2 separate regions of the Homo sapiens genome follow, and region 2 is linked to region 1. The links are chromatin loops, found by intact Hi-C in ENCODE. Cell type or tissue: endothelial cell of umbilical vein. All regions are shown on one strand. Each heading gives the region's core, and the rest is flanking DNA. Links, peaks and the distances in the headings are about the cores only.

Region 1 (16,279 bases), core at 4,729-12,728:
GCTAATTTTTTTGTATTTTTAGTAGAGACGGGGTTTCACCATCTTGGCCAGGCTGGTCTCAAACTCCTGACCTCATGATCCACCCACCCCAGTCTCCCAAAGTGCTGGGATTACAGGCATGAGCCACCGCACCTGGCATCTTCATGTTTTTATAAAGGCATCTTAGCATCATGCTCAGTTTCCAACATTTTGCTTTCAAAACAGTATCCATTCTCTATACACAATAAGGAATTGGAAGAAAAATATAAAAATAATCCCATTCTGATTTCAAGAGGGATGTTGAAGGATGGGGATGAACCCTGAGCTACCACGAGCTACCACGTATTTTTGTAAATCTGAAACCATGTTTCTTAAATCACTCTCATGTTGTTCTAATTTGTGTTTGTTCAACTTTGAGGGGAAGTTTCAGAAGAGGAAGTTTTACAACATAGATTACAAAATATTTAGCCAGATAACAGCTGGTGCCATGGTACAGGCATGGGCTTATCCACAGACTCCCGATCATTTTGGAGTTGTAACATTTTATCAAAATACGATGCTAAATTTTATTATTTCCATAAGGTAAGGTATAATTTCTTTTTGGTTATGATAAATTAAGACTAACTGTTTTGACAATTTTTGAGAGTTTCATGACCTCCTAAAATAACCAGAAGCATCTCTGTTCTTCCTGGAACACTCCTTTCCCAAAGATCCACTGCCTTACTCTCCCCTTCATTCTGGTGCTCAGGCCAAGGTGGGAGGACTGCTTGAGGTCAGGAGTTTGAGACCAGCCTGGGTAACATAGTGAGACCTTGTCTCTAGAATTTTTTTTTTTTTTTTTTTTTTTTTTTGAGACTGAGTCTTGCTCTGTCGCCAGGCTGGAGCGCAGTGGTGCGATCTCGGCTCACTGCAACTTCCGCCTCCCAGGTTCACGTGATTCTCCTGCCTCAGCCTCCTGAGTAGCTGGGATTACAGGTGCACGCCACCATGCCTGGCTAATTTTTGTATTTTTAGTACAGATGGGGTTTCACCATGTTGGTCAGGCTGGTCTGAAACTCCTGACCTCATGATCCACCCGCCTCAGCCTCCCAAAGTGCTGGGATTACAGGCGTGAGCCACAGCACCTGGCCGAAAAAATTTCTTTTAAATTAGCCGGATATGGTGGAACATGCCTGTAGTCTCAGCTACTCAGGAGACTGAGGCAAGAGGATTGCTTAAGCCCAGGACTTTGAGGTTGCAGTGAGCTGTGATCATGCTACTGCACTCCACCTTAGTGACACAGTGAGACTGTCTCTTTTTAAAAAAGAAAAAGGCCAGGCACGGTGGCTCATGCCTGTAATCCCAGCATTTTGGGAGGCTGAGGTGGGCGGATCACTTGAGGTCAGGAGTTTGAAACCAACCTGGCCAACGTGGTGAAACCCCATCTCTACTAAAAATACAAAAAAAAAAAAAAATTAGCCAGGCATGGGGGCGGGCACCTGTAATCCCAGCTACTCAGGAGGCTGAGGCAGTAGAATACCTTGAACCCAGGAGGCGGAGGTTGCAGTGAGCCGAGATTGTGACACTGCACTCTAGCCTGGGCGACAAGAGTGAGACTCCACCTCATAATAAATAAATAAAAATAAAAAATAAAAAGAAAAGTAAAAAGAAAAAAAATGTCACCTCCTTACAGAAGCCTTCCTAACCCTGGCCTGAAATACTAGCACCCCATTCCCCATAATCACTCACTATCCCTTCACTTACCACTGCCCAATGTTACACATCTGTTGATTTGCAGGGTTTTGGTTTTTTTTCTTTTTTTTTTTTTGAGACAAAGTCTTGCTCTGTTGCCCAGGCTGGAGTGCAGTGGTACAATTTTGGCTCCACCTCCCGGGTTCAAGCAATTCTTGTGCCTCGGCCTCCCGAGTAGCTGGGACTACAAGCACGTGCCACCACACCCAGCTAATTTTTATACTTTTAGTAGAGATGGGGTTTTGCCATGTTGGCCAGGCTGGTCTCAAGCTCCTGACCTCAAGTGATCCATCCGCCTCAGCCTCCCAAAGTGCTGGGATTACAGGCATGAGCCACTGTACCCGGCCTGCAGGTTTATTTTCTATCTCCTCTATTAGAATGTGAAATCCATGACATTAGGGCCTTTGTCTATTTTGTTTACTGACATTATTCTCAGAAATTGGACCTGTGCCTGACACCTAATGATGCCCAGTAAATATTTGACTGCAAAAAAAAGTACTTCACAAAAAAGGCAAGGTTGGTAATCATTTATAGATATCATTAATATATTAGATGCATAACTACTGTACTGTACAATATTTAGAAATATAAACATCGACTACTTTTTTTTTTTTTTTTTGAGATGGAGTCTTGCTCTGTCGCCCAGGCTGGAGTGCAGTGGTGCCATTTTGGCTCACTGCAAGCTCCGCCTCCCGGGTTCATGCCATTCTCCTGCCTCAGCCTCCCGAGTAGCTGGGACTACAGGAACCTGCTACCACGCCCGGCTAATTTTTTGTATATTTAGTAGAGACAGGGTTTCACCATGTTGGCCAGGATGGTCTCGATCTCTTGACCTTGTGATCCACCTGCCTCAGCCTCCCAAAGTGCTGGGATTACAGGCGTGAGCCACCACGCCCGGCTATCAACTACTTTTATACTACCACCAATCCCAAGAGATGAATAAAGATAAATTTCTAAAAGCTGGGTGCAGTGGCTCATGCCGGTAATCCCAGCACTTTGGGAGGCCGAGGCAGGCAAATCATTTGAGGTCAGGAGTTTGAGACCAGTCTGGCCAAGATGGTGAAACCTCGCCTCTACTAAAAACACAAAAATTAGCCAGGTGTAGTGGTGCATGCCTGTAATCCCAGCTACTCCAGTGGCTGAGGCAGGAGAATCGCTTGAACCCGGGGGGTGGAGGTTGCAGTGAGCCGAGATCGCGTGCCACTGCACTCCAGCCTGGGTGACAGAGCAAGACTCCGTCCAGAAAAAAAAGAAAATCTAAAATCCAATATGGTTATTTATTTTAGATTTTGGAAGGGTTATAGCTTTGATACTATGCACAGGAGAAAGAAAGGAGAGGAAATTCAGCATTCTTACCAGTGCTACTTTGTCGTCTGTAATTGGAAATTCTGGACACTTGAGGGAATGTATCTTGCTGGCTCTTATGCTTGGAATACTGAAAACTCGCTTCATTTCTTTCTTCTCCCTTTCTCGGAAATGGAGGAGGGCTAAAGTTCTTTCCATCTGATCTTTTTCTAGACCTATGTGAAAATTCTATTTCATAAATCCCACCAGGTTTCCTTCCGAGGCCATACCCTAAATCACCTTCTGTCATGTCATCCTCTTCTGTTTCCCAGAGCTGCACGTCTGACTCACTTGATGATCTTGCCACCTTGCTCATGAGCCAAATGCCGTCTTTATCATAAGAAAAAATGGGCTGTCTGTAGTTAAGAAAAACAGTAGTTAGGAAAACATCAGTAGATCCAGCAACCCCACCTCTCGATATTTACCCAAAACATTTGAAATCAGTATGTCAAAGAGATGTCTACATTCCCATGTTTGCTGTAGCACTGTTCACAATAGCCAAGATATGGAATCAACCTAAGTGTCCATCAAAGATGAACAGGTGAAGAAAATATGGTGTGGGGTGTGTGTGTGTGTGTGTGTGTGCGTGTGCGTGTGTACACAATGAAATACTAGTCAGCCTTGAAAAAGAAGGAAATCCTGTCACTTGGGACATCATGGATGGAACTAGAAAACATTATGCTAAGTGTAATACGCCAGACACAGAAAGACAAATACCACGTTCTTCCTTATGTATAAAATAAAAAACAATCAAACTCAAAGGAGCAGAAAGAAAAATGGTGGTTACCAGAGGCTGGGGGATGGGAGGAATGGGGAAATGATGGTCAAAGGGCACAAAGTCCTAGTTAGACAGGAAGAATAAGGTTTTTTCCTTTGCAATACATTGCACAGCATGGTGAATATAACAAAAATGTATTGAACATTTCAAAATTGCTCATAGAATAAAATTCAAATATTCTCACCACAAAAATGATAAGTATTTGAGATGATGGATATGTTAATCAACTTGATTTAATTATTCCACATTGTATTCATAAATCATAACATCACTTTGTACCTCATAAATATAGGCAGCCATAATCTGTCAATTTTCAATTAAAAAAACAAAAAACCTAACAAACAAAATGAAGAAAACCCATCAGTAAAGTCATGTGTCACCTAATGATGGGAATATATTCTGAGAAATGTGTTGTTAGGCAATTTTGTCGTTGTGTGAACACCATAGAGCATACATACACAAACCTAGATGGTATAGCCTACTATACCCCTGGGCTACATGGTAGAGCCTATAGTTCCTAGTCTACAAACCTGTACAACATGGTATAGCACTGAATACTGTAGGAAATCGTTACACATGGGTCAATATTTGTGTATGTAAACATACCTAAACATAGAAAAGGAACAGTAAAAATACAATAGTATCTTATGGGACCACCACTGTCTATGTGGTCTGTCATTGACTGAAACATAATTTGGTGCATAACTGTATAATAAAGCTGAATTTTTCAGGGAAAAAAGTTTCTTTCTGTATTATACAGGCATGAATATCCTAGCAATGCACTCGCACATAAATGCCCTTGCAATCCAATTATAAGTATTTAACATTTCAGAACTCTTTTTTTTTTCTTTTAGACGGAGCTTCGCTCTTGTTGCCCAGGCTAGAGTGTGGTGGCGCAATCTTGACTCACCACAAACTCCGCCTCCCGGGTTCAAGCGATTATCCTGCCTCAGCCTCCCAAGTAGCTGGGATTACAACCATGCGCCACCATGCCCGGCTAATTTTCTATTTTTTTTTTAGTAGAGACGGGGTTTCTCCATGTTGGTCAAGCTGGTCTCGAACTCCTGACCTCAGGTGATCTGCCTGCCTCGGCCTCCCAAAGTGCTAGGATTACAGGCATGAGCCACCGCGCCCAGCTGGGTTTTTTTTTTCATTTGTTTGTTTGAGAGATGAGGTCTAACCATGTTGCCCAGGCTGGTCTCCAACTCGTGGGCTCAAGTGATTCTCCCAGTTCAGCCTCTGGAGTAGCTCGGATGACAGGAGTGAGGCACCACGTGGGGGTGGGGAGCAGATATACTCTACATTCAATAAATACTTGTTTAGTAACTGAATAAAGGAAGAGAGGAATAAAGAAACAAACTGAAATACAATCATCCCAAGGAATTCAAGGGGAACTGGTTCCAGGACCCCTGTGTATTTCCTTGGATCCTCAAATTCTTAGCCAGGCATGGTGGCTCACACTTGTAATACCAAGGCTTTGGGAGGCTGAGGCTAGAGGATTGCTTGAGCCCAGGAGTTTGAGACCAGCCTGGGCAACACAGTGAGAACCTGTCTCTACAAAAAAAAAATTTTTTTTTTTTGAGACAGTCTTGCTCTGTCGCCCAGGCTGGAGTGCCGTGGCGCAATCTCAGCTCACAGCAACCTCCGCCTCCTGGATTCAAGCAATTCTCCTGCTTCAGCCTCCTGAGTAGCTGGGATTACAGGCACGCGCCACCACACCCGGCTAATTTTTGTATTTTTAGCAGAGACGGGGTTTCACCATGTTGGTCAGGCTGGTCTCAAACTCCTGACCTCATGATACACCCGCCTTGGCCTCCCAAAGTGCTGGGATTACAGGTGTGAGCCACCGCACTGGCCCAAAAATTTTTTTTTAAATTAGCTGGTGGCACACGCCTACTCAGGAGGCTGAGGTGGGAGAATTGCTTGGCTCTGGGAGGTGGAGGCTGCAGTGAGCCATAACTGTGCCTCCACACTCCAGCTTAAGCTACAGAGCAACATTCTATCTCAAAAAATTTTTTGTTCGGCCTGGCGCGGTGGCTCATGCCTGTAATCCCAGCACTTTCAGAGGCCAAGGTGGGCGGATCACTTGAGGTCAGAAGTTCAAGACCAGTCTGGCCAATATGGTGAAACCCCATCTCTACTAAAAATACAAAAAAATTAGCCGGGCATTGTGGCGTGTGCCTGTAATCTCAGCTACTCAGGAGGCTGAGGCAGAAGAATTGCTTGAACCTGGGAGACAGAGGTTGCAGTAAGCCGAGATTGCGCCACTGCACTCTAGCCTGGGCGACAGAGAAAGACTCCATCTCAAAAAAAAAAAAATTTGTTAATTTGTTAATCAAAAAGGTATCATATTTGCATATTATCTAGGCACATCCTCCTGTGTACTTTATATATATTTTCAATTGTCTCTAAATTACGTATAATATCTAATACACTGCCTATACATCACTTCATTCCCGTGGATTTAACCTCGTACTCTGAGTCCTGCAAATTCGTCTTTGTTTTTGGAACACTGTGGATTTTTTTTTCCAAATATTTTCAACCCTGGTTGGTTGAATCAACCAATGTGGAACTCACGGAGCTCCTATCCCACCTCAGGCCACGCACAGCAGGTTTGGTTAGACTGTACTTGCTTTTAGGGCAGAAAAACAAAACCGGCACCCTAGCAGGACTCCACAGCAGATACAGAGGAGTTATGCCTGCCTTTCTTCCCAGCAGAAAACTTCTCCTGGCAAAAATGCCTACAGATCAACTAGTATCACTGAGCCCTCCCCATGTGGAGACCACCCTAGTCACCTACCTGGTGACAGTGAAGCAGCCGGGAGAAGCAGAAATGCTCAACCTTGTGCCTCCAGGACAGAGTGCAGTTAAGAGGGACTTTCACCACCAGGCATTTCAAAACAGCTGCTTTGCTATAGCTATTTAGAAATATTTCATCCTTCTCTCAAGGCTCATTAAAAAAAAAAGTGGGGTGTGGGGGTATAAACATGTCTAACATTTTTCTCTAAATATCCTGCTGTTTAAGTAGTTGCTTCCAAAACTTCGAAAGACATTTAATCTCAGTCTTGCATTTGTTGTGGAGATCTCTCTATTCTTCCACTATTAAACCTTATGTAGACACCAAATAAATCTGACCATGTATTAAGGAATTTCTGTCATTTTTAGGATCAAAATGCCATATATTTTCAATGTTAAAAACAAATACCCTTAAAAGATTTGAACAGATATGTCATCAAAGAAGATACATGGATGGAAAGATGCTCAGCATCATTAGTTATCAGGCAATTATAACTTAAACCCCAGTGAGATTCCACCTCACCGCACTGACAATTCCAAGTGCTGCTGAGGATGTGGAGTAACTGAAACTCTCATACATTGGTGATGTGAGTAAAACATGGTACAACCACTGTGGAAAACAATTTGATAGCTTCTTACAAACATGTGACCTGGCAACTGCATTCTTCAGGATTTACTCAAGAGAAACAGAACCCCATGTCCGTACAAAGATGTGTGCATGAATATTCATACATCACTCAATTTGTCAAAAATTGGAAACAACCCAAGTGTCCATCTGCAGTAAAACAAAGAAACTGTGGTCTGTCCATACAACAGAATATATTTGTCAGTAAAGAACAACGCATTTCTGACATATGCATTACACATGCAATGCATTTCCGATATATGCAATGAATTTCCCAGACATTACGCTAACAAAAAAGCACATACTAGGCCGGATGTGGTGGCTCCCACCTGTAATCCCAGCATTTTGGGAGGCTGAGGTGTGAGAATCACTTGAGGCCAGGAGTTCGAAACCAGCCTGGGCAACATAGCGAGATCCCCATCACTAATTAAAACAATAAATAAATAAACAACAGCACATACTGTATGAAATACTGGGAAAACTAACACACAATGATGGTAAACAAATTAATGGTTGCTTGGCATTGGAGAAATGACCACAAAGGGCATGAGGGAAGTTTTCTGGGGTAATGGAAAACTTCTATATCTTCACCACAGTGGCCACTTATCAAAACTCATTAGGCTGGGTGTGGTGGTTCATGCCTGCATCTCAGCAGTTTGGGAAGCCAAGGTGGGCGGATCACGTGAGGTCAGGAATTCAAGACCTGCCTGGCCAACATGGTGAAACCCCATCTCTACTAAAAAATACAAAAAATTAGCCAGGTGTGGTGGTGCATGCCTGTAGTCCCAGCTACTTGGGAGGCTGAGGCAGGAGAATGGCTTGAACCCGGGAGGCAGGGGTTGCAGTGAGCCGAGCTTGCACCACTGCACTACAGCCTGGGCAACAGAGTGAGATTCTGTCTCAAAAAAAAAAAAAAAAAAGATGTAATAATACCTAGCACTTGTTGCCTGCTTTCCATGTGCTAGACAGTTTTAAGTGCCTTAGATTATATTTATTCTTTACAAACACTCTGCAAGAAAATACCATTATTAAGTACGAAAATTAAACTGAAGCAGACAGAGACTGAGTAACACAGTCAACCAGAAGTGGAGATGGATTTTTTTTAAGAGACAGGGTCTCGGGCTGGGCACAGTGGCTCACGTCTGTAATCCCAGCTCTTTGGAAGGTCGAGGTGGGCGGATCACGAGGTCAAGAGTTTAGGACCAGCCTGGCCAACATGGTGAAACCTCATCTCTACTAAAAATACAAAAATTAGCCAGGTGTGGTGGCAGGTGCCTGTAATCCTAGCTATTCGGGAGGCTGAGGCAGGAGAATCACTTGAAACCAGAAGGTGGATGTTGCGGTGAGCCAAGATCGTGTCACTGCACTCCAACCTGGGTGAAAAAGCAAAACCCTCTGTCTCAAAAAAAAAAAAAAAAAAAAAAAAAAGAGAGACAGCATCTCACTCTGTTGCTCATTGCTTAGGCTGAAGTGCAGTGATGGCATCCACAGCTCACTGCAGCCTCGACCTCTTAGGCTCAAGTGATTCTCCCACCTCAGTCTCCAAAGTAGCTGGGACTACAGATGTGTACCACCTTGCCAGGCTAATTTTTAATTCATTTTGTAGAAACAGGGTCTCGGGCCAGCCAGTCTTGAACTTTTGACCTCACGGGATCCTTCCACCTCAGCCTCCCAAAGTCCTGGGATTACAGGCATGAGCTACCACCCCTGGCCCAGAGACAGATTTTTAATCCAGATATCTGATGTCAGAGCCAACACTCTTAGCCACTGTTTTGTATTATTTGGAGAATTTCAATGAAATTAACATCAGAGTATACCAAGTTTCTATTATTTATGACTTCAAATAGAACTTAAAGTAAAAGTCTAAAATATCTAGTTTGAGCAACATCTAACAGATTCTGGATCCACTTTTTCCCAGATTTTTATAAAATCATCTTGGTTCTTTTACAAGATTATTTCCTTAAAAAGGAGATTTACCTATTTTGTCAAGGTAGATAAGAAGATATTTATTGAATCAAAGAATAATCCCTTGAGAGGCTGTGTTTTACCTCTAGTGCAGTAGACTCCTGCTTGTTAAGGGCAACCTCTGGCCTGTGTTAAGAAGGGTGTGGTCAGGATTAGGCAGGCAGCAGAGAAGAAAATGGAATTGGTCAATATAAGGGGGAAAAGCTGTAAAAGGAAAGAGTAAGCAATTGTAGAGTTAGCTAAGAATATTTTTCAATGCACCACATAAATTCAGGCATCATGGGTACGCCTTCCTGCTATTCAGAGTTGAATATAATGAGGTTTTGTTGTTGTTTTGTTTGTTTTTTATCCCTGCCTACTGTTTCTTAAACTTAACTTCAGGCTGGGAATGGTGGCTCATGTCTGTAATCCCTGAACTTTGTGAGGCCAAAGAAGGAGGACTGCTTGAGCCTAGTAGTTCAGACCAGCCTGGGCAACACAGTGAGACCTCATGTCTACAAAAAAAGGAAAAAAAGAAAACTGCTGGGCATGGTGGTGCACACCTGTAGTCCCAAGCTACACGGGAGCCTGAGGTGGGAAGTCAAGGCTGCAGTGAGCTGTGATCACGCCACTGCACTCTAGTCTGGTCAACAGAGCAAGACCCTGTCTCTAAAAATAAATAAAATAAAATGTAACTTCAGGGACTGCTGACTGTATATTCTCCCACTTTTTTTTTTTTTTTTTTGAGACAGCGTCTTGCTCTGTCGCCCAGGCTGGAGTGCCCTGGCGAGATCTCGGCTCACTGCAAGCTCCGCCTCCCGGGTTCATGCCAGTCTCCTGCCTCAGCCTCCTGAGCGGTTGGGACTACAGGTGCCCGCCACCACGCCCGGCTAATTTTTTGTATTTTTAGTAGAGATGGGGTTTCACCGCGTTAGCCAGGATGGTCTCGATCTCCTGACCTCATGATCTGCCTGCCTCGGTCTCCCAAAGTGCTGGGATTACAGGCATGAGCCACCCCGCCTGGCCTATTCTCCCACTTTTTATATGCTGATAGTAAGGTAACATGAAATACCATACAAATTAAACTTCACTTTTGAAACACATTACTTCCAAGAAAGTGAAAATATTTGAAGTCACTAAACTATCCAACCAGTTTAATGTATTCAGGGTTGATGACCAGGGAAGCAGCAGGATGTGTTAACGGAGAAGGCACTGACTCGAGAGGTCTGGGTTCAAATCTCACTTCACCACTTGCCACTTTTTGATCTTGGGTAAGTCATTTAACTTCTTAGAGCCTGTTTTATTTCTTAACAGGGGTTTAAGCATAACTACTTTATTGGGACATTTTTGGGCACCACTGATATATTTGAAATCAACTATGGTAGCCAAATCAATGTTTATTGAATTTGAATACTATTTTCTTCAATTGTCAATTTAGGGGACTAGATTTTTGGTTCTTCAGAGCTCTAAAATTGTTTCTGTATCAGCATTTTCCAAAGTGTGCTCCATGGAACATGTTCTCCAGACTATTAGGTTTTGCTAGGAATAAAAGTGTCCTTTTGGTTTTATTGAGGGCTGGAGTGCAATGGCGCAATCTCAGCTCACTGCAACCTCCGCCTCCCAGGTTGTAGCAATTCTTGTGCCTCAGCCTCCCAGGTAACTGGCATTATAGGCACCTGCCACCATGCCCAGCTAATTTTTGTATTTTAGTAGAGACAAGGTTTCACCATGTTGGCCAGGTTAGTCTCAAACTCCTGACCTCAGGCCATCCGCTCACCTCTGTCTGCCAAAGTGCTGGGATTATAGGCGTGAGCCACCAAGCCTGGACTTTTTTTGTTTTAATTTTTTAAATTAAAATGAGTCTGTATTTATGCCTGTTTTATGTTCAATGCATTCAGCAATTTACTCTACCATTTAATTTCTAATTGGACAAAATTAGAAAATAATAAAATATGTTGAACAATAAAGAAATAGTTAAATCTTGGTTTAACAACTTTATAAAATACTATGTAATTAAACAAAATTAATTAAATAAGTATTAGAGTTATAGTGTATTTAACATAGTTTAAGAATAATCTCCAGCCTGGGCAACAAGAGTGAAACCCCATCTCAAAAAATAAAAATAAAATAAAAATAAAAATAAAAATACTATGTAGTATAGACTAGGCAGCAACATGATAAATGCTCACATATACAAGTGTAAAACATAAAAAGCAGAATTCAAAGTTGTCTGTACTAGAACAAAGATTAGAAGAAAAACAAAAGATAAAAATAAATTAGTAGGATTAGAGTATTTTTCCATATACCATTTTTATAATATTGTATTTTAACAGTACTACAAAATCTAAGAATATCTACAGCTGATTCTGTACTATATGGTAATCTTGAATAGATAAACACAGAGGTTCCTTCATACTTTATACGTTTGACTTTTTTTTTTTTTTGAGATGGAGTCTCGCTTTGTCACCCAGGCTGGAGTGCAGTGGCGCCATCTCACCTCACTGCCAGCTCCGCCTCCTGGGTTCACACCATTCTCCTGCCTCAGCCTCCTGAGTAGCTGGGACTACAGGTGTCCGCCACCACGCCCGGCTAATTTTTTGTATTTTTAGTAGAGATGGAGTTTCACCGTGTTAAGCAGGATGGTCTCAATCTCCTGACCTCATGATCCGCTGGCCTCGGCCTCCCAAAGTGCTGGGATTAGAGGCGTGAGCCACCACGCCCGGCCTACCTTTGACTTTTAAAAGACGACTTGAACCAACATATCAATATATGCTGTCTAAAATAGATGTGTCAACGTTTAGGATTAAAGTATTTATTTTTATATGGACAGAGTCTCAGTCTGTTGACCAGGCTGGAGTGCAGTGACAGCTCACTGCAGCCTCGACCTCTGGGCTCAAGTGACCCTCCCATCTCAGCCTCCCGAGTAGCTGGGACTACAGGCATGTGCCACCACACCTGGCTAATTTTTTTGTTCTTGTAGAAGCTAATTTTTGTATTTTTTGTAGAGACGAGGTCTCCTTATATTGCCCAGGCTGGTCTCAAACTCCTGGGCTCAAGCAATCCTTCTGCCTCGGCCTCCCAAAGTGCTGAGATTACAGGTGTGAGCCACCATGCCCAGCCAGGATTCAAGTCTTTTTTTTTTTTTTTTTTTTTGAGACGGAATTTTGCTCTTGTCACCAAGGCTGGAGTGCAATGGCGTGATCACGGCTCACTGCAACCTCTGCCTCCTGGGTCAAGTGATTCTCCCACCTCAGCCTCCTGAGTAGCTGGGATTACAGGTGCCTGCCACCACACCCAGCTAATTTTTGTATTTTTAGTAGAGATGGGATTTCACCATGTTAGCCAGGCTGGTCTCGGACTCCTGACCTCAGATGATCCACCTGTCTCGGCCTCCCAAAGTGCTGGGATTACAGGCATGAGCCACCGAGCCCAGCTCGGATGTATTTTTTTCTATTCCAGCCCAGGCATACGTGACTTGCCCCAAATACAATGGTAATTAGCAGCAGAGCCAGGACTAGAAACAATATTTCTGGCTCTTTGTCCAGTCCTCTGGCCACTTGGGAAAGGCTGTAGGATGAATAGATTACAGTCTGTTAGCAGTCGTCTCACTTTTCCACTAAAACAACTCTTTAAAAGATGACCAGTGACTTCCTCATAGATAAATCCAAGATCAAGTTTCATTCCTCAGTCTCCTCTACCTTTGCAGGAGCTGTGACACTACTGACTCACTAAGTCCAGGTCCACCTGACTCCTGAAGCCCCTAGAAATAGAAATCTGATCCTCCTCCTTCCCTGACTCATATCTTCTCATATCTGTCCTCTAAGGCTCTTTTTCTTTTTCCTGTCCCTTTTGTAAATGTTTGGCTTCTTTTACTAATCTTAAATACACATCTCCAACTGGATATTCCACCAGCAATCCAAGCACATCTTGCTCAAAAACAAATTCACCGCCGGGCACGGTGGCTCATGCCTGTAATCCCAGCACTTTGGAGGCTGAGGCGGGCGGATCATGAGGTCAGGAGTTCGAGACCAGCCTGGCCAACATAGTGAAACCCTGTCTCTGCTAAAAATACAAAAATTAGCTGGGCACGGTGGTGTGCACCTGTAGTCCCAGCTACTCGGGAGGCTGAGGCAGGAGAATCGCTTGAACCCGGGAGGCAGACATTGCAGTGAGCCGAGATTGCACCACTGCACTCCAGCCTGGGTGACAGAGCAAGACTCCATCTAAAAAAAAAAAATTCACTATCCTCCCAGCCCCCATTCCAGGTCTCCCTCTGAGTCCTCTATTTCTGCAAATGCATCAACTATGCTCCAAAACACTCAGGAGCAAAACTTTGGAATTGTTTTTTCCTCTTTGGTCTTCACATGCCTTCAGTTGCTAGGTCTTCTAGACCCAAAAAAATCTCCCCAAACTATGTCATTCTTTGCACATTAATTTCACTGCCCTGGTGGAACGTCTCTTTAATTCCCCAAGGCTAGCCTGATAATTTCCTAATTGGTCTACTTCAAGCCAACCTACATACTGCTGCCAAGTCAATAATATCCAAGTGCAAACCGAATGATGTCTCTCTCTTGCTGTAAAACATTCCATGGCTCCCATGGCATGTATAATTGTAGTCAATGTCACCCTGTTTTCCTTTTTAAAAAAAATGTAGGCTGGGCACAGTGGCTCACACATGTAATCCGAGCACTTTGGGAGGCTGAGGCGGGCAGATCACCTGAGGTCAGGAGTTTGTGACCAGCCTGGCCAACATGGTGAAACCCCGTCTCTACTAAAAATACAAAAATTAGCCAGGTATGGTGGCGGGCGCCTTTAATCCCAACTACTTGGGAGGCTAAGCAGGAGAATCGCTTGAACTTGGGAGGTGGAGGTTCCAGTGAGCTGAGACAGCACTATTGTCTGTCACCCACGCTGGAGTGCAATGGTGCGATCTCGGCTCACTGCAACCTAGACCTCCTGGGTTCAAGCGATTCTCCTGCCTCAGCCTCCCCAGTAGCGGAGATTACAGGCGCCCACCACCATGCCCGGCTAATATTTGTATTTTTGTAGAGACGGGGTTTCACCATGTTGGCCAGGCTGGTCTAGACCTCCAGACCTCAGGAGATCTGCTCACCGGTCTCCCAAAGTGCTGGAATTACAGGCGTGAGCCACTGCGCCCAGCCGAAACTCCGTTTCAAAAAAATAAAAATAAAAATAATGTATCCAACTGAAGTGTCACCCTGTTTTCTACAACAAAGCTACAGTTTTCACCTCCAGTTTCATCTGGCAGTACTCCCTGGATGTACTCTGCGCTTCCACGTAAGAGGAACTGCACTTGCTCCCAGGGCTCCTCCCTCAGCTCAGCTTGGTCACCTGCAAGCCTCTATTGGTGCCATTCTTCACCCCAGGAATGCTGTTTCTTCTCAGAGCCCCCTCAGTTCAGGACAGCACTCCCTCCAGTAGCCTTCCTGACTCCCTTGGACCAGATGTGATTTCTTCCACATCTGAGTCTTCCCAGTTCTGGGAGGTTTTACTGAATCTTTTTAATAGTGCTTACTTCCTACCTGACCTAGACTGACTGTATATTCCCTTATGCAGAGACTTTGTGTGTCTCGTTTGCTTATGCACAACATGTGTTCCAAAGATATTTGACAGAATCGAAAGAGAAAACCGATTCCTGCCCGGAAACCTTTGGACAGAAGAATCTACATTCAGTAGCCTGACAACTCTGCCTTAGCAAACAAGTTGGTCAAACATGCCTAACTCCATGACAAAGAGGAACTAACTTGAGCCCTCCCTGGTGAACAATGGCCTGCTGCACTTTGCTTTAGGATTTTGTTTCTTAACTTTTCATTTTAGAATAATTTTAGATGTACAGTAAATTGCAAAGATAGTACTAAGAATTCCTGTGTACCTTTTACCCAAATTCCTCTAATGTCAACATTTGTGTACAATTTGTCGAAATTAAGAAATTAACATGGGTACGTGCTATTAACTAAACCACAGCCTTTATTATTTTTTCCACTAATGTCTTTTTCTGTTTCAGGATCCAAACCAGGATACTGGCGCTATAGTTTTATAAGGCTCAAAATTAACAGAAGAGAAAAAAAGTAAAGCAGGTGGAGAGGCAGAGAGAGAAATAGGGTCTCTGAAATCTATTTCTTATTTTTTTCTTATCAGACGAGGCCATTAAACTGGCATTCAGGGAAAAGGATTTGGGCAGTTTGTCCACAACCTGCAGAGTTTCCACGAATCTGCGCATCCCGCCCCTGCCCTGGGTCCTCCCCACTCCCGGTTCCCACCTGCCAGGTCTGACCCCGGGTACCCTCTCAAGGTCCGTGGCGGGGACCGGAGCCCGGACTCCAGCTCAGCGAACAGCACCCTCCTACCGCCCCGGCGCCCCACTCAGCTCGCTCACCTGGCAAGTAGCCTCCTCTCCGTGCGCGTGCGCCGCTGCCGCCGCGCGTCCTCCGGGCCACCACGTGACCGCGTGGGCGCAGTCCCAGACAGGAAACGCCGGTGAGGTCGCCCTGGGCCATGGAGGCAGCTCGCGCTACTTTTTCGCGACCTCACTGTGTTCCTGTGTGCAACCTGATGTTAGCTCTGTCCACCTTCAGCTCCAAAGCCAACCACGGGTAACCAATATGCAAACAATGACATGAGATTTAGAAAAACAACAAGACGGGGCCTGTGTCAATACAGGTAAAATTTGGTGGTTCAAACATTGAGGTTCAGACCGGCGCGGGGTTTCACACCTGTAATCCCAGCTTTTGGGAGGCCAAGGCGGGAGGATCGCTTGAGGCCAGGAATTCGAGACCAGCATGGCCAACATAGTGAGACCCCGCTCTACAAAAAATTTAAAAAGTAGGGCTGGGCGCGGTGGCTCACGCCTGTAATCCCAGCACTTTAGGTGGCCGAGGCGGGTGGATCACGAGGTCAGGAGATTGAGACCATCCTGGCTAACACAGTGAAAACCCTTCTCTACTAAAAATACAAGAAATTAGCCGGGCGTGGTGGCGGGTGCCTGTAGTCCCAGCTGCGCAGGAGGCTGAGGCAGAATGGCGTGAACCCGGGAGGCGGAGCTTGCAGTGAGCCAAGATCGT
Region 2 (16,279 bases), core at 5,598-13,597, 55 kb before region 1:
AAGCCTGATTGAAAAGGTTCTCTGTGTGTGTGTGTGTGTGTGTGTGTGTGTGTGTGTATGTGTGTGTGGTGTTTTGTTTTGAGACGGAATCTGGCACTGTCGCCCAGGCTGGAGTGCAATGGCGCGATCTCTGCTCACTGCAACCTCTGCCTCCCGGGTTCAAGCAATTCTCCTGCCTCAGCCTCCCAAGTAGCTGGGATTACAGGCGCCCACCACCATGCCTGGTTAATTTTTTGTATTTTTAGTAGAGACGGGTTTCACTATGTTGGCCAGGCTGGTCTCAAACTCCTGACCTCGTGATCCGCCCGCCTCGGCCTCCCAAAGTGCTGGGATTACAGGCGTGAGCCACCACACCCGGCCTGAAAAGGTTTTAAGAGAGGATGGAAGAAAAGGAATTGGAGACAGTAAGAATAGACAATTCTTTGAACTGGGCAGAGAATGAGGAGGCACCTATTAGGGGAGGTAGGGTCCAGAGAAGTTTAAGACTGGAAAAATACTGGTATGTTTGTACATTGTTGGGAAAAGTCTAGTAGAAAACAAAAGACTGCTGTAGGAGAAAAAGGAGAGAACTGCAAGAGTATTATATTTAAAACTTCATGAAAGAGTATGGTATCTAGTCCTTAAAGTAAGGGATTGCCTTTAAAAACAGAAAACAGACAAGGATCGTTCATCCCTAGAGATAGAAGTGCTTTGATAATTTCATGCTAAAATGATACTAATTCTTTTTGTTCTTTAGGTGGTATCGGGCCCCCGAGTTACTATTTGGAGCTAGGATGTATGGTGTAGGTGTGGACATGTGGGCTGTTGGCTGTATATTAGCAGAGTTACTTCTAAGGGTAAGTCTAAATTAATGTACGCACTTTAATATTGTTGTTGCAGTTATTTGTTCTGACAGTTTGTATAAGAATTCTTGTCCTAGGCCAGGCATGGTGGCTCACGCCTGTAATCCCAGCACTTTGGGAGGCCGAGGCAGGTGGATCACTTGAGGTCAGGAGTTCGAAGCCAGCCTGGCCAACATGGTGAAACCCCATCTCTACTAAAAATAGAAAAATTAGCTGGGCATGGTGGCGGGTGCCTGTAGTCCCAGCTACTCGGGAGGCTGAGACAGGAGAATCGCTTGAACCTGGGAGGCAGAGGTTGCAATGAGCCAAGATTGTGCCACTGCACTCCAGCCTGGGCAACAGAGCAAGGCTCCATCTCAAAAAAAAAAAAAAAGAAAAAGAAAAAGAAAAGAATTCTTGTCCTGCCAATGTCTTTACAACAAAAAGCCTACAAATAGTCCAATTTTTAAAAAGCCAAATGTAGCATTTTTTAATGTTAATATGAAATGAGAATATCTTCCATTTAGGACAATAAGAACTTTACTGTAGAAGTTTTATACTTCAGAACATAGAAATTCACTTGTAATATGGCAGTATCTCTATAACAACTAAATATGTTCAGATAAACTTTTGTCCTCCTGAGGGTTTTTTTGTTTGGGTCTGTTTTAAGTGCGCTTTAGGAAATGTATAATACCAACCACTGCAGCTACTACTCTGTATAACTTAAGCCTTGTGTGAGACCATTATTTTAGTTCTGTTGAAACAGAACAGATACAATGTTACTATAGCATTTCTGTGACTGAGACCATCATCTTACAGTAAAAAAAATCCCCTGCTTCCCCTCACCAGAGAGAAAGATGCTGACTTGGAAACTTCTCTTTAGCTATGAAGTTTAGATCTCCAGAAAGACTAGCCCTTACGAATGATGAAGGTAAAGGGATACAGGGGAATCCTTCTGAAGCTAGTTTTTTTCTCTCCATATTCTGACCCCTGCTCTCCCTCTCCTTAAGCCATATGTATTTAAAGAAATTCAAACCAAGATTGAATAGCTTTTTTATCTCCTTGAACACAGAAAACAACTTTTGTACACCAAAGAGAAAAACACTAAACTAAAAATGTTTAGTTTAAGCATAGTGGTGGCTCACGCCTATAGTCCCAGCTACTTGGGAAGCTGAGGTGGGAGGATCACTTGTACTCAGGAGTTTGAGGCAAGCCTGGACAATATAGCAAGACCCCAATCTCTTAAAATAAAAAAAAGTAAATTCTGTGCATCATTTTGAGAAACTTACCCAATGGGCATTTGTAGAAGAAACCCACACATTCAAACTTGGAAGGTAATATGGGAATCACAGTGCTAACAGGGGGTCCTGTGAATCAGCTGGCATGATAACTGCTACTTACCTGAACATAGAGTATACCAGAAATTCACACTGAGAATTTATCAACCACCACAATCCATTCATGGCCAAGAAGAAAACAGAATTCCATAGCCCCTAATGTTATGACTGATCACTCCATTGAGAAAGCAAATGAAGAGAGACAGCAGTTGAGAGTAGACAGGTTAGAGATTGTGGACCTGTTAACAATCATACTTGGAAATTTATTAGCCATTGGCATTGTTGCTGGAATCATCTTTAAAGTTATAAGGAAAATGACATGCAGACTAAAGAATTGTACTCTTCTGCCATACCTTTTGTCCTATTTTAAGCTGTTCTTGTGCTCAATTGAAAAGGTAGAAATGTTGCCCATATGAATGCTTAGCCAGGGATCACCAGATAGTTATTAAGGATCTTCAGATAGTAATGAATACTTCCAAAATGAAAGGCAGACTGAAACAAACTAAAAAGAAACTTGGAAAAAATGGAAACAACCAAAGCAGAAGAAAATTCACCGCCCCCAGCCCCCTTTCCAAATATTCAGAGATCTAAGAGATTATAGTGCATCTATAGAATAAGCACACCATACTTTTTTAAAAGGGGAACAATAAAATAAGAGACACTTGAACTATTAAAAATAGAAGATAGCCAAAAGCAAACAAAAACAGTGAAAGGAATGGGAAAGTAAGCTGCAAAACTCTTTCATTAACTAAAATCAAAAGATGAAGAGATGGCTAGGCACAGTGGTACATACCTGTGGTCCCAGCTACGTGCGAGGCTGAGGCAGGAGAATCTCTTGAGCCCAGCAGTTCAAGACCAGCCTGGATAACATTGTGAAACCCTGTCTCAATAAAAAGATAGATGGACTATAGTAGAGAAAAGATAAAATTAACAGATTGATCCAGGATTCTAGAATGTACCAACAGAAAACAAGGAAAATGGAGGGTAGGAAATCTCAAAATAGTGAAGCACTGCTAGATGTGAATCGTCAGACTAAAAGTGCCATGAAGAGTACAATTATGAGGCCGGGCGCAGTAGCTCATGCCTGTAATCCCAGCACTTTGGGAGGCCGAGGTGGGTGGATCACCCAAGGTTGGGAGTTTGAGACCAGCCTGGCCAATATGGAGAAACACTATCTCTACTAAAAATGCAAAATTAGTTGGGTTTGGTGGCACATGCCTGTAATCCCAGCTACTCAGGAGGCTGAGGCAGGAGAATCGCTTGAACCCGGGATGTGGAGGTTGCAGTGAGCTGGAGATCACACCATTGCACTCCAGCCTGGGCAACAAATGTGAAATTCCGTCTAAAAAAAAAAAGGCCAGGCACGGTGGCTCACGCCTGCAATCCCAGCACTTTGGGAGGCTGAGGCAGGCAGATCACGAGGTGAGGAGATAGAGACCATCCTGGCTAACACAGTGAAACCCCGTCTCTGTTGAAAATACAAAAAAAATTAGCTAGGCGTGGTGGCGGGCACCTGTAGTTCCAGCTACTCGGGAGACTGAGGCAGGAGAATGGCATGAACCTGGGAGGTAGAGCTTGCAGTGAGCCAAGATCGCACCACTGCACTCCAGCCTGGGTGACAGAGCGAGACTCCGTCTCAAAAAATAAAAAAAAAAATGAGTACAATTATGAAAATTACAAAGAAAACTTTCAAAAAAAAATTCTAAAGGCTCTGCATGAAAAAAAAAAACCTGTGCCAAGACACACTGTTGTGAAATTTCAGAATACGAAGGGGTAAGAAAAATATTTTATTTGCACAGAGAAGAAAAGCAGCATACATAGAAAAGAAAATAAAGTATTAGGGAAAAAGAATGGCATGAGCCTTCTCAACAGCAGCACTGGAATCTGGAAGTGTTCACATTGTGAGGGAAAATGATGCTCAACCTAGAATTCTTTGCCTGTTCATATTTTCAGTTTGCTCTGAGGGTAACTACAATTTATTACATCAGAAATTTACATCTAGGCCAGGCAGGGCAGCTCACTCCTGTAATCCCAGCACTTTGGGAGGCCAAGGCGGGTGGATCACTTGAGCTCAGGAGTTTGAGACCCACTTGGGCAATGTGGTGAAACCCTGTCTCTACCAAAAATACAAAAATTAGCCGGGCATGGTATTGAGTGCGTGTTTTCCCAGCTACTCAGGAGGCTGAGTTGGCAGGATCACTGGAACCTGGGAATTTGAGGCTGCAAGGAGGTGATATCGTGCCACATCACTCCAGCCTGGGTGACAGAGCAAGACACTAGCTAAAAAAAAAAGAAAAAAAGAAATCAAGAAATTAGCCAGACTTGGTAGTGCATGCCTGTAGTCCCAGCTGCTTGGGAGGCTGAAGTGGGAGGATTGCTTGAGCCTGGTTGTCAAGGCTGCAGTGAGCCACGTTTGTGCCACTGCATTCCAGCCTGGGTAACAGGCTGGGGTTCACCTTTAATTGGGCTCTGCAGGCGCTGCCGCACTCTCCACCTGGTGTGTATAGGGCATTTGGGGCCTTTAGAGGGCGCACTTGCGGTCAGCAGGCTGAAGAGGCTGCGGCGGCGAAGGCTGGGGAGCTGAGCTGAGCTGGTGCAGAGACAGCACAGGAGAAAAACAGAACCGAAAAATTCACACCGAATTAGAGGAGACAGACCTTGTCTCAAAAAAAAAGTTTAGGGCTGGGTGCGGTGGCTTATGCCTGTAATCCCAGCACTTTGGGAGGCCAAGGCAGGTGGATCACCTGAGGTCAGGAGTTCGAGACCAGCCTGGCCAACATGGTGAGACCCGGTCTCTACTAAAAATACAAAAATTAGCTGGGCATGGTGGTGGGCGCCTGTAATCCCAGCTACTCGGGAAGGTGAGGTGCTTAAACCCACAAGGCAGAGGTTGCAGAGAGTAAACCAACGGGAAGACATGAGATGCAGGGAACATAAGATTCAACACAGGAAAAAGGCAGTTCAAATTCTCATTTAATAGTGAAGGAAAGTTCTGGGAAAGCAGGTATGCATCAGGCCTGGAGAGTAGCTAGTCCAGATTGGAGCAGGTGGGGTGAGGACTTCAGCAGGGGTGGCTTCCAGGAAAAAAAAAAAAGGAACCGATGGATATGATTGGTTTAGTCATATAGAAATCGATATTTAATAACTGGAATATTTAGCTTTTATATAAACCAAGTTGTCAAAGAGCAGGCATTAGGAGTTGGTGGCGGAGGGCTAGGAAATCATTACCTTTAGGAAAACCAAATTGTATAAGAAGGGGAATTAATCTTAATTTTGGCTCTGCACTGAGCAAAAGTTACGTAATTATCAAAAATGAGAGGGAGATGATGGGTCAAAGAACCAATTTTTATTATAAGTCTTTAGTACTATTTAGTGTTTTAACAAGGTTCATGTATTTAATACAAATAAGACATTTTAAACACACAGCTTAAGTCCCAAAGCAGCTCTTTCTTTAGGGAAAAATAGTTTTCTTAGTATGGATATTTTCAAACATGCAAAAGCAAAGACTAGTAAAATGAGCCTCTATCTATACTCATCAACCAGTTTCAATAGTTTCAACATATGATTCATTTTATCAGTACTCTCCCACACTAGATATTTTTGCCACAAATTCCAAACATGTAATTTTATCCATGTTTCTTTAGTATTTTTCTCTATAAGGATTCCTTTTTTTTTTTTTTTTTTTTTTTTTTTTGAGACAGAGTCTTTGTCGCCCAGGCTGGAGTGCGGTGGCGTGATCTCAGCTCATTGCAACCTCTGCCTCCCAGGCTGAAGTGATTCTCGTGCCTCAGCCTCCCAAGTAGCTGGGATTACAGCCGTGCACCATGACACCCGCCTAGTTTTTGTATTTTTTAGTAAAAATGGTTTTGTGATGTTGACCAGCTGGTCTCAAACTCCTAGCCTCAATTGATCCACTCGCCTCACCCTCCTAAAGTGCTGGGATTACAGGAGTGAGCCACCACACCTGGCCATCTATAAGGATTCTTTAATCATAACCACAATACCATTGTCATCTGAAAAAAGTGAACATTAATTCCTTAATAAAATCAAGTCTGTATTCAGATTTTCCTACTTTTTCTCATAAATGTCTTTTTACATAGGCTTGTTCAAATTGGAGTGTGAAATCCATACATCAGACAGCTTAGTTTCATTTTTACATCATACAAAAGCACACCAATTCTTAAAATTTGTTTAAATTACAACCTTGTCCACAATTTGGCCTGCAAAGTGAGGGTACAGGTGCCCTACAAAAAACAAAAGATAATCCTTTTGGGTTTAAGAAGAAAATTAGCATGTCTAAAAATAGTTGTAATATTATTTAATATCCTTTTAGTTTTTTTGTTTTTTGTTTTTAAGATGGATTCTTGTTCTGTCGCCCAAGCTGGAGTGCAGTGGCTCCATCTCTGCTCACTGCAGCCTCCATCTCCCAGTTCAAGTGATTCTCCTGCCTCAGCCTCCTGAGGAGCTGGGACTACAGGCATGCACCACCACGCCTGGCTGATTTTTCTATGTTTGGTAGAGAGACAGGGTTTCAGCATGTTGGCCAGACTGGTCTTGAACTCCTGACCCATCTAGAGTAAGTTAGGTGCTCTTTCCATGTGGTCTAGGATCTCGTACTTACTCAACACACCGAATTGTAAATGCTTGTTTATGTGTATCAGCACTGCTTACCACCTCCACCTAAGGGGAGGGCAGGGAATGTCTCGTTTTCCTCTTTTAATTCCTGAGGCTTAGCACAAGGCCTGTTATATGGGAAGTGTTTATTAAAATTTGGAGTGAATAAAATGGATAGTAAAGGTGCTGTTTTGTTGGTTAGCAGTGGTAGGATCTAATAACGTACCCAATACACTTTGTACTAAATTTTCAATATTCGTTGCAGAGTTTTTAAGTTTTTCTTATTAAATTTATAGTATTTGTCTAACAGGTATCAAAAACCACTTTGAAGGCCAGGCATGGTGGCTGACGCCTGTAATCCCAGCACTTTGGGAGGCCGAGGCGGGCAAATCACAATGTCAGGAGATCGAGACCATTCTGGCTAACACGGTGAAACCCCATCTCTACTAAAAATACAAAAAAATTAGCCAGGCGTGGTGGCGGGCGCCTGTAGTCCCAGCTACTCTGGAGGCTGAGGCAGGAGAATGACCTGAACCCAGGAGGCGGAGCTTGAACTCCTGCACTCTAGCCTGGGCAACAGAGCGAGACTGTCTCAAAAAAAAAAAAAAAACCCATCTCTAAGGCTGGCGTGGTGGCTCACGCCTGTAATCCCAGCACTTTGGGAGGCTGAAGTGGGTAGATCACTTGAGGTCAGGGCTTCGAGACCAGCCTGGCCAACATGGCAAAACCTCATCTCTACTAAAAATACAAAAATTAGCCAGGCATGGTGGCATGCCCCTGCAGTCCCAGCTACTCGGGAGGCTGAGGCAGAAGAATCGCTTGAAGTGAGGAGGAAGTTGCAGTGAGCCAGGATTGCATCACTCACTGCAGCCTGGGTGACAGAGCGAGACTCTGTCTCTCTAAAAAAAGAAAAAAATTAAAAAAAAAAAACCCACCTTGAAAAGTCTCCCTCTTACTTTCTTTCAGGTTCCTTTTTTGCCAGGAGATTCAGACCTTGATCAGCTAACAAGAATATTTGAAACTTTGGGCACACCAACTGAGGAACAGTGGCCGGTAAGCCTTTATGCATTTTCTTTGAAATGTAATTAGGACTCTGTAAAGTTCTTAAACTGTCATATACTTTATATAGTGCTGTCACGTGAATATTAAAGACATTCATTATAATATGTACTCAGAACACTTTAAATGATAAAGTATATAAAGTAAGAAGTTACAATTGTGATATACCATCAACCTCTTGTATACATGTAGTCCTTTCCCCCCACCCCAGTAATCCTGACCTCAGGGTAATCACTATTAACAATTCATTGTAAAGTCATGTTAGGAGTTTATAAGCACACTACGAACATAAAAGGGTTGCATGTTCTTTGACTCCTTGACAAAAATGGGTTCACGTCGTATATATACACGGTGTGAAGCCATTATATATATAAAACCCATTACACACACATGCACACATGTAGGTGTACATATATGTATATATGATGTTTCTCTTAGATTTTTTTAAATTATTATTATTTTTTTTAATAGAGATGGGGTTTCACCGTGATGCCCAGGCTGGTCTCAAACTCCTCGTCTCAAGCAGTTCTGCCTCAGCCTCCCAAAGTGCTGGCATTACAGGCATGAGCCAGCGCACTTGGCTAACATGATTTTCTAAATAGTAATTGCTTACTGATGTTTCTCTTTGATTTTTTAAAAATTAAACTTCTTGGTGGGTGCGATGGCTCACGCCTGTAATCCCAGCACTTTGGGAGGCTGAGGCGGGCAGATCATTTGAGGCCAGGAGTTTGAGACCAGCCTGGGCTACAGAGTGAGACTCTGTCTCCAAAAAAAAAAAAAAAAAATTAAACTTCTTATTTTGAGAATATTATTCACGTGCAATTGTGAATATATAATTCACAATTATATATTGTGGCTGGGCACAATGGCTCACGCCTGTAATCCCAGCACTTTGGGAGACTGAGGTAAATGGGTCACTTGAGCCCAGGAGTTTAAGACCAGCCTGGGCAACATAGTGAGACTTCGTGTCTATAAAAAACAAAAATTAAAAAAATTTAGCCAGGCTTGGTGGTGCACACATTATGGTCCCAGCTACTCAGGAGGCTGAGGTAGGAGGATTGCTTGAGCCCAGGAAGTCAAGGCTGCAGTGAGCTGTGATTGCACCACTGCGCTTTACCAGCATGAGTAACTGAGTGAGTCCCTGTCTCAAAACTATAATAGTAATACTACAGACATATTTCACGGACCCTTTACCTAGCTTTTACAAGATGGGAGCATCTTATAAAATCAGTACAGTATCACACCAGGATGCTACAGTCAAGATACAGAATATCACCACAAGAATCTCTCATGGTATTCTTTTATAGCTATGCTTACTTTCCTTCTACCTACTCCTTAACTCTTGGCAATCACTAATTTGTTCTCCAGCTCTGTAATTTTGTCATTTCAAGAATGTTATGTAAATGGATAAATGGAATCACACAATATATAACTTTGTGGGATTAACTTTTTCATATCCATCATAAATGGAAGTTCATTCAGGTCATTGCATGTTAATAATTCATTCTCTCTTTTGTTAACTGCTGAGTATTGTGTGGATTTATTTCAGTTTCTTCAACCGTTCACCCATTGAAGGACATCTATATTTGTGTTGTTTCCAATGTGGGGCTATTACCAATAAAACTGCTCTAAACATTTATGTACAGTTTTTTATATAAGAATATATTTTTATTTCTCTGGGATAAATGCCCAGGAGTTCAGTTCTTGAGTCATATGGTAGTTACATATTAATTTTTAAATAACCTGCAAAACTCCAGAGCAGCTATACTGTTTTACATTCTCATCAGCAGTAAATGAATGCTCCAGTTTCTTGGAATCCTCTCCAGCATTTGGTGTTGTCACTTTTTAATTTTAGGCATTCTAATGAGTGTGTCATGATAGCTCATTTTGATTTTAATTTTCACTGCTCTAATGGTTAATGGTGTTGAATATCTTTTCTTGTGGTTATTTGCCATCTTTAGTTAAATGTCTCTTCCCCATTTTCTGATTGGATTCTTTGATTTTTGACTGTTGAGTATTGAGAGCTCTTCATATATTCTAGATAGTAGTCCAAAAAGTGTATGTAGTTTGCAGATGTTTTCCCTCGTGCTGCCTTTTCATCCTCTGCAAAATTGTAATCAGGTTTGTCACTTTTTCTTTAATTGATCATCCTTTTGGTGTCAAGTCAAAGAGCTCTTTTGCCCAGCCCAAAGATTTTTTGACAATTTTTTTTTCTTTTTTTTTTTTTTTTCAAGACAAGATCTGGCTTGTTGCCCAGGCTGCAGTGCAATGGTGTGATCTCAGCTCACTGCAACTTCCACTTCCCAGGCTCAAGCCATCCTCCCACCTCAGCCTCTTGAGTAGCTGGGGCTGTAGGCATGCACCACCACGCCCAGCTAGTTTTTGTGTTTTTTGTAGAGACAGGGTTTCTGCATGTTTCCCAGGCTGGTCTGAAACTCGTGAGCTCAAACGATTTGCCCACCTTGGCCTCCCAAAGTGCTGGGATTACAGGCATGAGCCACTATGCCCTTGGCTGTGACAATTTTTTTTGTATTTTTTTCTACAAGTTTTGTAGTTTTATACTTAAGTCCAAGATCTGTTTAGAGTTTACCTTTATATGATGTGTGAGACTTAGGGCAAGGTTCAGTTTTTGTTTTTTTTTTTCTTTGAGACAGTCTCACTCTGTTCCCCAGGTTGGAGTGGGGTCTCACTTTCTTGTCCAGGCTGGTCTCGAACTCCTGAGCTCAAGTGACCCTCCTGCCTCAATCTCCCAAAGTGCTGAGATTACAAGCGTGAGCTGCCACACCCAGCCAAGTTCAGATTTTTGCACATGTATGTCGAAGTGTTCCAGCAGTATTTGTTGAAATGACGGTCTCTTCATTGATTTAGTTTTTCACTTTTTTCAAAAATCCTTTTGGCAGATTTGTGTGGATTTCTAAGTCCTTTATTGAGTTCCATTGATTTATGTATCTCTCTCTCTGCCAATACAACAGAGTCTTAATCAAAGTAGCTATATGTTAAATCTTGAAATCAGGTAAAATGAGTCCTCCCACTTTATTGTTCTTTTTCAAAATCATTTTAGCTACTGTAGTCCTTTGCCTTTCCATATAAATTGTAGAATAATTGGTCCTATATCTAAGATAATTTTGCTAGGATTTTGATAAAAATTACATTAGACTTGCAAATCAATTTGAGGATAATTAACATCCTTCCTCTGTTGAATATTCCAATATGTGAACACGATATGTTTCACCATTTATTGAGATCTTTTGATGACTTTCATCAGCATTGTATAGCTTATAGTATATTACCCTATACATGTTTTGTTACATTTTTCACCTGTTTCATTTTTCTTTTTGGGGTGATTATAAATAGTACTGTGTTTTTAATTTTGATGTCCACATATTTATTGCTAGTGTACAAAATTACAATTGATTTTTAAATTTTCAATTTATATCCTTTTCAGCCTTGTCTTACTACTAGTTCTAGGACTTTTTAATAGATTTCTTGGAATTTTCTATATAAACCATCATATCACCTGAAAATGATTTATTTCATTTGCAATCTATATGCCTTTAATCCTTAAGTTTGAATTACAAAATTATTTTTACAGGACATGTGTAGTCTTCCAGATTATGTGACATTTAAGAGTTTCCCTGGAATACCTTTGCATCACATCTTCAGTGCAGCAGGAGACGACTTACTAGATCTCATACAAGGCTTATTCTTATTTAATCCATGTGCTCGAATTACGGCCACACAGGTATTTTGGTGTATCTTTTTTATACTAGGAAATATAAAAATAATCTTAACTGTAGCATTGATAAAAATAGAATTTCATAAAATTAACATTTTTTAAATACTGGAAAGATGTGTTTTTGTTTTAAGAAATAACAAACTTTGTATCTTTTCCCCAAACTACAAACACTATTAAGACTGAGATTAAATTATATGCACACAGAGATACAGGAGAGTTTACACTTATTACACTTGCTTAGGGACATTTAAATACATGTCTATTTCACATAATTGGCTTGTAAATACTTTACTTAGAAAAAGAAAACCAAGGCTTTTTATTTGTTAAGAAACTGGTATATTTCAGTTGAGCTCTTACAAATTCATTTAAATCTTGTAGCAATGCTGAAAGTAGTTTGTTCGGCTTATTTTTTCTTTCCTATATAATGCAATCCAGGTATGCATGCTGATCATTCTCACATTGAGAACATGGTAATGGGGAGGAAATGGTATAGTCAGATATAATTGTATGCTTACAAAAGCTTGAAAAATATTTGAAATAAAACAAAAACTGAAACTAACTGCTGTTTAAAGGAAATAACAAACTCATGAAAAATTTGGAAGACCTAGAATAACTTAGGGCAGAGCACTGTACAACACAGTGCAGTGATTTTACCTCATGAAGGGAGAGACTAATGAAAGTGAGATCACAGGTCTTTATGGAAACATATTAATGTACAGTAATATTAAGCATACAAAATAGATTTTTTTCTCTTTAGGTTTGTTCCAGGCTACAAAATCATTGTTTAATGCACTTGCTTGTATAAGCCTTCTCTTTTTAGCAATGTGTGCTATGTGAATATATATGGAGATGGATGGATGGATGGAAGGATAGATAGATATAGATGGATAGGTAGGTAGGTATATGCTGGGTATTTACCATTAGAATTATTCTCCTAATTTCTTTTTTAAAAAATTTTTCTTTATTATTTTTATGTCCATGTGTACACATACTCTTTTAATTTCAAACAAGTAATTTGTTGCCTTTTCACTCATACTTCTATGTATATTATTTCCATCATAATAAACTTGAGACCACATTTAATTATCTAGAAAGTTGTTTTCATTGGTAGTATAGTTTGAAACTTAACAGAAAAATACTAGTTGTTGTATTTGGGTTGTATTTTAATAGAATGAAGTTTTTAAAGTGAGTTTTGTTTCATGGATGTCTTTATTAAAGTTGGAATGAGGTATTTTCTTAGATCTTTAGCCCAGAATTAGCCTAATTTGCATATAGAACTGCTGTGATTTAGAAGTAATGCTTTAAAAATGCAGCTGTAGGCCGGTGCATCGGCTCACACCTGTAATCCCAGCACTTTGGGAGGTGAAGGAGCAAGGATAGCTTGAGCCCAGGAGTTGGAGCCCAGCCTGGGCAACATGACAAAACATCATCTCTACAAAAAGTAAATAAATAAAAAATGAAAATGCAACTGTTGAAGTAAGGAATCTCTAAATTACTGCAAATAATATTGGGAGTGGTGAGGAATGCTTGCAAAGTTTATATGGGCTTCATCTTTCTTAAAGGATTATCCTAAAGGAAGTATTTATTTATTTATTTTTGAGACGAAGTCTTGCTCTGTCACCCAGGCTGGAGTGCAGTGGCACGATCTTGACTCACTGCAACCTCTACCTCCCAGGTACAAGCGATTCTCCTGTCTCAGCCTCCCTAGTAGCTGGGATTACAGGTGCACACCACCATGCCTGGCTAATTTTTGGATTTTTAGTAGAGACAGGGTTTCACCATGTTATCGAGGCTGATCTCGAACTCCTGACCTCAGGTGATCCATCTGCCTCGGCCTCCCAAAGTGCTGGGATTACAGGCATGAGCCACCCCGCCCTGCCAGAAGTATTTTAAATCATTGTAGCCACTGGACAGCACTATGCTGCTGATGTAAATAGACAAGCATGTGAACCCGGGAGGTGGAGGTTGCAGTGAGCCAAGATTGTGCCACTGCACTCCAGCCTGGGCAACAGGGTGAGACTCTGTATCCAAAAAAAAAAAAAAAGACAAGCATGACCTGACAAACTTGTCATTTAGGATATAATTATTTTTATCAGAATTGTGGACCCAAGTCAAGAAAATGTATTGTATCTACAGCACTATAGTAGGGGGAAAAAAAGAGAAAATGTATTATAGAACATTGGCCTGGTAATTAATAGAAATAATCTTGGAGAAGCCCTTCCAAGTAAAATTTCTGTCCATTTGCAATGGATTGTTGAATTAGAATCCATTGGTTCCAACCTACTGTATTTTTTAAAAAGCCTTATTTTTTAAGAATTTATATTTTACATGACTTGGAATTTGAATATATATGGATAGTGTGGCCAACTTGTAAGTTCTTTTTAAGTTTCTCTCTTTGCATTTTGAACTGTAGAGTTCAATATGTAGAGAATGGAAATGTACAATATTTCACTAAGGATAGCTCATAATTAGTATAGGTTGAGCATCCTTAATCCAAATATCCGAAATCTGAAATGCTCCAAAATCCAAAGCTTTTTGAATGATGACGTGATGCCACAAGTGGAAAATTCTACACATAAGGACATTAACAAAACTTTGTTTTATGTACAAAATTAAAAATTTTGTCAAATTAAAAATATTTTATAAAATTACCTTCAGCCAGGCGCGGTGGCTCACGCCTGTAATCCTAGCTCTTAGGGAGGCGGAGGCGGGAGGATAGCTTGAGCCCAGGAGTTCAAGACAAGCCTGGCCAATATAGCAAGACCCCATTCTCCACAAAAAATAAGTGTAAAATTACCTTCAGTTTATATGTATAAGCTGTATATGAAACATAAGTTTCATTTTTAATCTTGGCTTCCATCCCCAAGGTACGTCATGTATATGCAAATATTCCACAGTCCAAAATCTGAAGCACTTCTGGTCCCAAGCATTTTAGATAAGATATATTCAGCCTGTATAGGCTATTTAATTATGGAAAAATTAGAAGGGAGTCTTTTTTTCTTTTCTTTTTTTGATACGGAGCCTTGCTCTGTCGCCCAGGCTGGAGTGCAGTGGTGCGATCTCGGCTCACTGCAACCTCTGCCTCTGGGTTCAAGCGATTCTCCTACCTCAGCCTCCCGAGTAGTGGGGACTACAGACATGCACCACCACGCCCAGCTTATTTTTGTATTTTTAGTAGAGATGGAGTTTCGCCACGTTGGCCAAGCTGATCTCGAACTTCTGACCTCATGTGATCCACCCGCCTCAGCCTCCCAAGGTGCTGGGATTACAGGCATGAGCTACTGTGCCCGGCCAGTCTTTTAATGGAATTATCAGCCAATCTTAGGATCCTAGGTATTTATTTGTAGTAATTTCCATTTGCAAATACTTGACATTAATTTTGTTTTGTTGGGAATGAGGGCATTCACATAGTATTTTTAATGCTCCCTATAATCTTGAAGGTAAGATTTTCCTTAACACATTTCAGATACTCACCTACCTTACTTTTGGTATCTTTTCTTTTAAAAGGCACTGAAAATGAAGTATTTCAGTAATCGGCCAGGGCCAACACCTGGATGTCAGCTGCCAAGACCAAACTGTCCAGTGGAAACCTTAAAGGAGCAATCAAATCCAGCTTTGGCAATAAAAAGGAAAAGAACAGAGGCCTTAGAACAAGGTAAGATTCCCACTTTTAAAAGAAATTAAATGAATTTAGAAAACTCCAAATAGCTCGTGTATGGCTAGCGACTGAACAACAGCAAAGAAATGTAGCTTGCTAGCTATTTAATTTTTATAAATTTAATTGTATAAAGTAGAGAGACTGTGCCGTTTTAGGTATGTTTACTTTCATTGTGAATACTTCGGCAGCTTTTGTGTATACCTCAGAATTATGGGAACTATGTATGTGTACCTTGTTCCCTTCATAAATTCCTTCTGTAAACTACATGCTAAATGTTTAACAAGTGCTACTGGAAAAAATGTGTCAGTGAAATAATGTAGTTGGAATGCAGTGACTGGTTAAAATTGCTATGAGAATGTGAACTTTGTTAAATGTGAACAACTTTTTTTTTTCTTGTTCTTTTTGCTTCCTAGGAGGATTGCCCAAGAAACTAATTTTTTAAAGAGAACACTGGACAACATTTTACTACTGAGGGAAATAGCCAAAAAGGCAAATAATGGAAAAATAGTAAACATTAAGTAAATGCTGTAGAAGTGAGTTTGTAAATATTCTACACATGTAAAATATGTAAAACTATGGGTTATTTTTATTAAATGTATTTTAAAATAAAAATTTAATTCTGGTTTTTCTGATTAGAGTGCAAAAGTGAGAAAAGTTCAATACTCTTGAAATGTAGAATTGAAAATGCATTAGGGAAAACTTAATAAAAATTATTACCAGTTATTTGGAAGATCTGACCCATATAGTATCACAAATCTGTAGTAGCATGGGTAGTGTTTAAAAATAAAAATGTTGGCCGGGCGCGGTGGCTCACGCCTGTATTCCCAGCACTTTGGGAGGCCGAGGCGGGCGGATCACAGGTCAGGAGATCGAGACCATCCTGGCTAACACGGTGAAACCCCGTCTCTACTAAAAATACAAAAAAAATTAGCTGGGCGTGGTGGTGGGCGCCTGTAGTCCCAGCTACTCAGGAGGCTGAGGCAGGAGAATGGCGAGAACCCGGGAGGCAGAGCTTGCAGTGAGCCAAGATGGCGCCACTGTACTCCAGCCTGGG

The links. Hi-C counts contacts between places; a loop is a spot of excess contacts. Peaks named below come from ENCODE experiments on the same cell type or tissue, not always from the same donor. Only the 100,000 strongest peaks of a DNase experiment are listed, where the experiment ranks them.
Region 2: a loop joins it to region 1, with 2.1 times the contacts of the local background. A loop is called at or near these places in 13 of 110 quality-filtered maps.

What each region holds. Positions count from the first base shown.
Region 1 is chr5:69,317,171-69,333,449 of GRCh38, forward strand. CCDC125 (coiled-coil domain containing 125) reads right to left here and starts at 15,631. Exons shown (of 12, transcript NM_176816.5): 1 at 15,479-15,631; 2 at 3,067-3,410. The coding sequence starts at 3,370. In endothelial cell of umbilical vein, for the core only: no CTCF peak of the experiment used is centred there; no DNase peak of the experiment used is centred there.
Region 2 is chr5:69,261,469-69,277,747 of GRCh38, forward strand. It overlaps CDK7 (cyclin dependent kinase 7), which reads left to right. Exons shown (of 12, transcript NM_001799.4): 8 at 737-836; 9 at 7,739-7,825; 10 at 11,424-11,573; 11 at 15,075-15,222; 12 at 15,639-15,962. The coding sequence ends at 15,667. It also overlaps a transcript of CCDC125 not described here. Among named protein-coding and RNA genes, the nearest start is that of CDK7, 35 kb to the left of the region's middle. RefSeq lists an enhancer at 4,334-4,834. In endothelial cell of umbilical vein, for the core only: no CTCF peak of the experiment used is centred there; a DNase peak (open chromatin) is centred at 10,023.